Regions from separate parts of the Mus musculus genome. Here regions 1 and 2 are each linked to region 3. A link is a loop called in an ENCODE intact Hi-C map of the cell type or tissue named here. Cell type or tissue: left cerebral cortex. All regions are shown on one strand. Region 1 has its middle 83 kb from the start of Tiam1. Region 2 has its middle 89 kb from the start of Gm10789. Region 3 has its middle 26 kb from the start of Gm10789.

Evidence for each region. Hi-C counts contacts between places; a loop is a spot of excess contacts. Peaks named below come from ENCODE experiments on the same cell type or tissue, not always from the same donor. Only the 100,000 strongest peaks of a DNase experiment are listed, where the experiment ranks them.
Region 1: a loop joins it to region 3, with 2.1 times the contacts of the local background. A loop is called at or near these places in 2 of 42 quality-filtered maps.
Region 2: it touches region 3 in a loop (2.2-fold over the local background); 2 of 42 quality-filtered maps call a loop at or near these places.

The regions. Positions count from the first base shown.
Region 1 is chr16:90,042,740-90,045,239 of GRCm38, forward strand. It overlaps a transcript of Tiam1 not described here. Among named protein-coding and RNA genes, the nearest start is that of Tiam1, 83 kb to the left of the region's middle. In left cerebral cortex, no CTCF peak of the experiment used is centred here; DNase peaks (open chromatin) are centred at 334 and 1,447.
Region 2 is chr16:90,051,654-90,054,153 of GRCm38, forward strand. It overlaps a transcript of Tiam1 not described here. Among named protein-coding and RNA genes, the nearest start is that of Gm10789, 89 kb to the right of the region's middle. In left cerebral cortex, CTCF peaks have their summits at 928 (motif pointing right) and 1,367 (motif pointing right); DNase peaks (open chromatin) are centred at 968 and 1,391; H3K27ac peaks cover 611 bases.
Region 3 is chr16:90,166,917-90,169,416 of GRCm38, forward strand. No RefSeq gene overlaps it. Among named protein-coding and RNA genes, the nearest start is that of Gm10789, 26 kb to the left of the region's middle. In left cerebral cortex, a CTCF peak has its summit at 970 (motif pointing left); a DNase peak (open chromatin) is centred at 966.

The sequences.
Region 1 (2,500 bases), 120 kb before region 3:
GGCTAAAGCAGAACCAAGTGGACCCCGGGTGGGGTAAGATCTCACCACTCAGACTGTCTCCAGGGACTTGACCCCTTGTAACTACCTGCGTTCTCCATGCCTCAGTTTCCCTCACTGGGTAAAAAGGAGACAAAACAGAAGTCACACCTCCTAACATCATTAAGAGGAAGAAATGAGAGGGTAACAGAAACTCACGCCCAGTATTTACGACCCGCCATTACTTAGCATTGGAGCCATGTTCAGTGTAGCATCCACCAGCCTGTGCTGTATTTTTCAGTAGCTTAGCAACAGGCAGTGTTGAGTCAGAAGCGTAAGGAAAGTCTCAGGCAAAGGCTCTGTATTCACAATCCAGTATCGTTTCCCCTTTACCTGCAATCTGCTCAAACCCTATCTAAGTCCCAACTGTTCTAAGCCCCCATGGAAACAAGGAAGCCTGATGAGCCACTCGCCGGCCCCTCCCTCACCACCCCACGTCACATACCGCTGCTCTCTGCCTCTCCGCTCCATGTGTGACATACAGCCCCATTCTGGAAACCAAATAATCCCAATCCCTGCTCTAAAAGTAAACCGCGGCCCCGTGAGACAGCTCAGTGAGCTGAGGTCCTTGCTCAAAGGCTGATGAACATCTTTCTATGTTTCAGCCCCAAATCCCATGGCATCAAAGAACCAGGGCCATAGAATTGACCTCTGACCTACACACACACACACACACACACACACACACACACACACGAGGCATGCATGCATCCACGAATGCTCACACAATCAATCAACGAAAGTTAAGAAGGGAATAAAACAAGCCGGGCTTGGTGGCAAGCACCTTTAAGCCTCGCCCTCAGGAGGCACAGGTGGGCAGATCTCTGTATTCACGGATAGCCTGGGCTACAGAGCAAGTTCCAGGACAGCCAGGGCTATAGAGAAACCCTATTTTGTTGTTGTTGTTGTTTGTTTGTTTGAGACAGGGTTTCTCTGTATAGCCCTGGCTGTCCTGCAACTCACTTTGTAGACCAGGCTGGCCTCGAGCTCAAAAATCTACCTGCCTCTGCCTCCCGAGTGCTAGGATTAAAGGCGTGTGCCACCACGCCCGCCGAGAAACCCTATCTTGAGGAGGGGAAAAAAAACAAAACAAAACAAAAACCCAAAGTCTGTAACAGATGCCATCAGAGCTGCCCTGCTCCCAGATCAACGATGCTAACCAGGACCTGAAGCGAAGCCTTATGTGTTGTCAGTAGCTTACAAGAGACAAGTGAGCTTGACAGCTCTCCACTGTGGCCACGACTAGGGAAGGAGACGCTGGTGTTTCCTGTGCTTGGCATTCTAGTCCCAGGAGCCTCACAGAGCACCGAGGGGAGCAGAGTGAGGCCATCAAGATTCTCTTTCAGATCGGGAAGGCGGACCACGGCAAAGCAGAGAAGCTGCAACACGAGGACCACGGGACCGCTGGTCGCCTAATCAGTGGCCGCACGAGTCACCATGCTTCCTCTGCAAACTCAGGATAAGGGCAGAAACTCAGTGTGTCTTCCTTGTTCAACTTCTCTTTCCGGTGCGGAAGGGACTGTTCCGTTTTTCATCGTTTAAAAAAGAAAAAAAATCAGCTGTCAAGTGCTCGGATCATCACAACTGAAGGACACTGAAAACGTGACACAGAGGATTGACTAAGGCACTGCTGAAGGGACCCTGTATCCCAAGGATTGCTGAAGTATAAGCACTAACACTTAGTGAAAATGCAAAATTTATCAAAAAAGAAAAAAAACCCCAGCACTTTACCCGATATTTCCCAGCCCCTAGGAAACAGAAATGTGTTCTGCTACTAATCTCTAGCTAGCAGAACATAGATGATAAACTTGGAGCACAGGTTAGAGATAGGAGAGCTACAATGTAGAAAGAACCTCCGTTCCATAATAGTCATTTAGGAGTCAACTTCATATAGAAAAAAAAAAAAAAAAAAAACCTAACCTTTTGTTCAGTTAAGCCAATGTGTTTTGGACTTTAATTTAGGATTCGGTCTTTGGACACACCAATAAAGAATATGAATTTTACTAAAGAAAAACATTTCTGAAATAAATAAAATACAAATATTCCAATGAGGTCGGGAGGGGGGGATCCAGACCCCAGCCGTTGTAAGAGTGGACTTATAGACGAGGGACAGGTTACATTGGATTACCAAACGAGAACCTTAAGAGTCAGAGGACTCTTGCTCAAGTGACCTAATTTCTGTAGGAATTGCTAAAAACTGCTTGGGCTTAAAGGTCAAAGATGAGGGATGAACAAGTTGATCAGCTATCAAGGAGAAAGAGCAGGCAGCACTGCAGGGTTCTTCTAAGACCAGAACTGGGCAGGTAAGGAGGCCTGGGTCAAAGCCGAAGCCAGTGGCAGACAGCACAAAGGAGCTGGATTCCAGCATGGCCAAGAAGCGCCTCTGGGAAGATGGGGTCCTCAGCATCTTCATTTTAACAAGCTCCCTAGGATTTAGGAAGGGAGACGCAGTGGTTGGATAAAG
Region 2 (2,500 bases), 120 kb before region 3:
AGCACTAAGTGTCTAAGAGTTCCCAGTGCAAACACGTGAGACACACCAGCCACACCTACAGCATCCACACTGGCTAAGATGAGTCCTGGTTAGCAGTACCTCTGGGAAAAGGCCAAAGAAAAGAGCCGGTCACAGGGATGTCCTGTAGCATGCACCCCTGGCCCCACACAGACCCACAGCCACAAGCCTCTGTCGCTCACAGCGCCACATCAGAGATGGAAGGTCTTCGAGAGCACAGATGAGCTCTATCAGACAGGCTGACAAGTCCGAAAATTCTGAGTAGTGGGGTCAGAGTCCATTCTACCAACCTGAATCCCCTGGCCTCCACATTTTAAGTGCTTCTCCATGCCCACCCTGCTGTCCCCGTATCCCTACTGGAAGTAGCACATATAATCCAAGTACTATTACAGTAACTAGGACAGATCTGAGGACTAAATGACGCCATGGTGCCAAAGTAGTCTTATTTGCACTGCGGTGATGAAACAGAAATTTGAAGGACAAAGGGTCTTTATTTGGCTTACAGGTTACACTCTCTTATCAAGGGGAGCTGAGGCAGGAACTGACCCAGAGACCATGGAGGAACACTGTTTACCGATTTGTTCCCCCTGGCTTGCTCAATTACCTTTCATAGATAGCCCAGACCCACCAGCCCAGGGGGAGGGGGCGGGGCACTGCATACAGTGAGCTGGGCCACTCCTCATCAATAAGCAATCAAAAAAAAAAAAAAAAAAAAAGCCACAGCCAGGCCTGCAGGCCAATCTGACAAAGGCAGTTAGTCCCTCAGCTGTGATCCCATCTTCCCAGGTCTGTCTAGGACTGCGTCAAGTTCATAAAACTTAACTCTGACAGACGTAAGAGAAGCATCCCAAAGCCAGGCACACACGGGTGCTCGAAACACAGTAGCTCTTTTCACTGAAAATGCTGGCTGTTCCCACTGCCTGCAGATGGCTGCAACTCCCTCTTCTTGAGCAGAGCTAAGTTTGGAGTGAGGTGATTCACGATGGACGGGAGCAATCCTTACAGTCGCCACACTGATGCAAACATTTCACAGCCAGACATAATCAAACCAGGCAGAAAGGCAAGCGTCTGGCAGGCTCAGGAGTCAGGAAGCTAGGGACACGGAAGTCTTCGCTGGACAGCCAGCCTGGTCCCCGGCCTTGCCCCTTCTTTCCTGGACTGTGAACTTTTCCTAGAAAGATAAATAAAACTCACCACAGACAACAGGGTGGTGGCCGACCAAACAAGTGGTCTCCCCAATTCTGGTGGACAAATGAATTTAATAAGGTTCCTTACAGGGAGGTGGCCGACTTACAAGCAGGGACACCACTGAAGAAACCAGCTCTCCCCAAACCCACTAATAGCACAGATCCTGAAGGGGGCGGAATAAAGCCTCTAGAAGGGATGCGCCTTACAAGCCCTCCCCTAGCAACCCTTACAAGCCCTCCCCTAGCAACCATTGGCTTGGTTGGGAAGGAGGAGCCTTAGAAGCCTCCTCAGCAGGCACTAACAGCCTATATCCCTTCCACAGGGGAACATTGGTGGGCCCCGGCTTGTGTGGGTCTCCTGCAGTTAGTGACAGCGGCAGAGCAGTCACGAGGGCAACAGGATGGTCCATGATGGAGGATGGTTGCAGCTGCTCATGAACAGTGTGCAGTTGGGAAGCTGACTGCCTTGCTTCGGTGAGCACGGCTGCTCGCTGGTGTCCATGAGACAGTGCAGACTCGACATCGCTCCTCCCTGGGCCATACATGATACTTCGTGTATCTAGGCATAACTGGGATACCCACACGTCCCTTTGTTTCAAGACAACTCCCCCACCCAATCCCAAATCTACTCCATTACCCACAGTATCTCGCTCTTCTGACCCAAAAGAAACCAGGTCCAAGGCACTTCCTGAAAATGTCCCCCTGGCTTCCTGCAGGAAGCAGGTCCTCGGTCACAGCCGCTCCTACAGCTTTTTCTCCCTCCACACCTGCCTCGCCCCCAACATAAACTTTTCCACAGCAGAACAAGCACAGAGGGTCCTGGCAAGACCGAGGCAGGCCTGGAGGCACAGGCCTCCATCTCAGATATTTGGGGAGATAAGCCAGGTCACAGGGTTGAGAGCTTGCCTGGGTTGAGTAAGCTCAAAGCTAGCCTGGGCTACCTCATGAGACTATCTCAAAACTTAAACACGCGAGCGTGCGCATGCACTCGAAGCTTTCCTAGCATCTGCAAGGCCTTTGTCTCAATGTCCAGCAGAGTTAAATGTGAGTGTTTCTAAAGAAAACCAACACTGACCCACAGAGGAGCCAGGGAGACTCTTCCCTCTTTAAATGTCCATCACTGCAGTCCCTATAGACCTCAGACATTAATAAACAATATCTCAGTTACCCAGAAGTCAATTTAACTACGCAGTCGAATGAGGGAGTCGGAGGGAAAACAGAATGGCGGCGGCTCAGAGACTCTATGCTAGGACGGGCCATTGCAGTAGTGATTTGTAGCTGGGGGGTAAAAATAA
Region 3 (2,500 bases):
CTGGAGAGGGATTCCTTAGTTACCGTGGTGGTAGAACGTGTGACTCTCTTAGATTTTATCTAAGATAGACAATGTATCCCACAGAAGTTCTGTCAGAACCAGGAGTAGCATTTAATCAGAACCAGGGAGTACCCAGAATGCTTATCTAGCTTTTAGTTTTGCTAAGAAGAACAAAGCTTAATGCAAATAAAATAAAATAAAATAAAATAAAATCCTGGAGCAGTGTTTTCCTTTCTTTCCGAACTGGGGCATTTTGCATAAACGCCCAGTGTTGACTCCCTCTCCCTCCTCCAGCTTCAATGTATTAGACAAGTCACTGTATTCTTTCTGTACCTTTACTTTCTCACCTGTAAAATGGGAGAGTTGACAGAAACAAAGACTCCTCTGGAAGTAAGAAAATGCGTAAAGGGCAGGGGAGCTGACTTAGCAGTTGAGTGATTGATTACTCTTCTTGCAGAGGACTCGAGTTTGGTTCCCAGCATCGACCTATGACTTTAGCTCTGGACTCCTCAGGCATCTGGGCTTATGTATGTGTGAGAGGCCGCACTGCGAGCACACACACACACACACACACACACACACTTTAAAATAAAAGTAAATTCTAAAAGAAAGACAAAGAAAATGTGTGAAAACGCCATCTGAAAACTGAGCCCTGACAGTGCTGTAATCCCAGTACTTGAGGCGTGAAAGCAAAAGATTCAGGAGGTGTTAGTCCAGTAGTCCAGCCTGGGCTGCACAAAATCCTGTGTAAAAAGCCAAAGGCCAAACCGAATGAACAATAACAAAACCCCAAGAGCCACATTTCCAGCAAGACGTGAACAAATGCTTTCAAAATCATAAAGAACAAAGACTGTGAAAGTACTGGGCAGGAGTCCACTCCGCTGTCTCCGTTTTGGAAACATATCTAGGGTCCTAAAGGAACAGCGTCTAACGTGCCTCTCAGAGTGCACTGCTGACACCTGCTGGCATATACTGGTATTACAAGGGTGCTAAGCTTGGAAATCCCTTTTTGTGATGAACAGGAGAAAACTGGACCGATTTTCATGCACATTGTGTTCCTCGGGACCAGGAATTTGGACATCACCGGGACCTTGTGGAAATGTACATATAGTCTCTGCGTTCTAATGAGACCTTCCCTGGAGCTCTCAGAGCAGACTCTAGTAATCTGTGACTTTTAAGTTGGGTGGTACAATGGTGAATTCTTATCATGCCAGCACTTGGGAAGCAGAGGTAGGAGGGCCACAAGTTCAAGGCCAGTCAAGGAAACAAATGGATATATGACCTCAAAAATAAACGTTTAAGAAAGAAAGAACAGACAAATCTTCTAGCTGGAAATGGTGGCATAGGAGGATCAGGAATTGGATGTTCAAGGCCAACCTCAGCTACTTAGCAAACCTAAGGCCAGCCTGGACTACATGACAGCTATGTCTCTAAAATAGATGTGTTTGGACTACAGAAAGTGACTAGGTGTGGAAAGAAGAAGGTACATCACAGAAAGGATTTCAAGACCTCTCAAAGGGTTCTACTGTGCCGGCCCAAGCCCTTTGGTACATACTTTCCAGGTACACAGAGTCAGGCTCTCCCTGGCCCAAGCCCTTTGGTACATACTTTCCAGGTACACAGAGTCTAGCTCTCCTCTCCCACATACACTGTTTCTCTTTGTTAAAACCCTATTTCCTACTTACTCTACTGAACACATTTTTCCTCTCACAGGGAAAATGTACAGGTTCACAAGGAAATGATGAGGAAGCAGGCCTCCCCATCACAGAGCATCCGCCTCACCCTCAGGACTTTTCGTTCTGAAGTGGCTCTAAGCAATCCTTTATTCACATAGCAGTGAACTTTGAGTTGTTCAAGCAAAACATTACACAAATGAAGTTTATCAGTTGAATTCAGTGGTACGTTACAGAAGAAAAATATAAGCTGCGCCACAAGTTCTCAAACAGAACAGGAAATCAGGCCATCAGGGAATCCAGGAAGCTGGTGTTTCCAGGACAACACCTTTAGAGCAAAAAAACATTTAGCCTTTCTTGGGTAGCCAATCCAAGCATCTATTTGCCTCAGCTTGAGTAGACTTCAGATCTCAGCTCTTCTCCCTGGAGACTAGTGGATCTCCCGAAGAAAACAGATCTGCTACAACTAAAAATGAAGAAAAGGATGACAGGGCAAGGGTATCAACGACCAAATACTGGCAAGTAATGATGTGAGGGAGGAAGGATTGTACTAGCTCATGGCTCGAGAGTGAGCACCATGGTGGCAGGAAAGCTGCCGCTGTGAGGCCAGGCCCATGGGAGAGGAGTGTGAACCTGCTTCCTCACATGTCAATCATCAGGAGGCACAGAGATAGAGAACCCATAAGCCTTGACCGTATGACCATATGACCCTGTAGCCATATCTCTGCCAACTAAGCCCCATGTCAGAAAGAAAGGAAGAAAGAAAGAAAGAAAGAAAGAAAGAAAGAAAGAAAGAAAGAGAGAAAAAAGAAAGAAAGAAAGAAAGA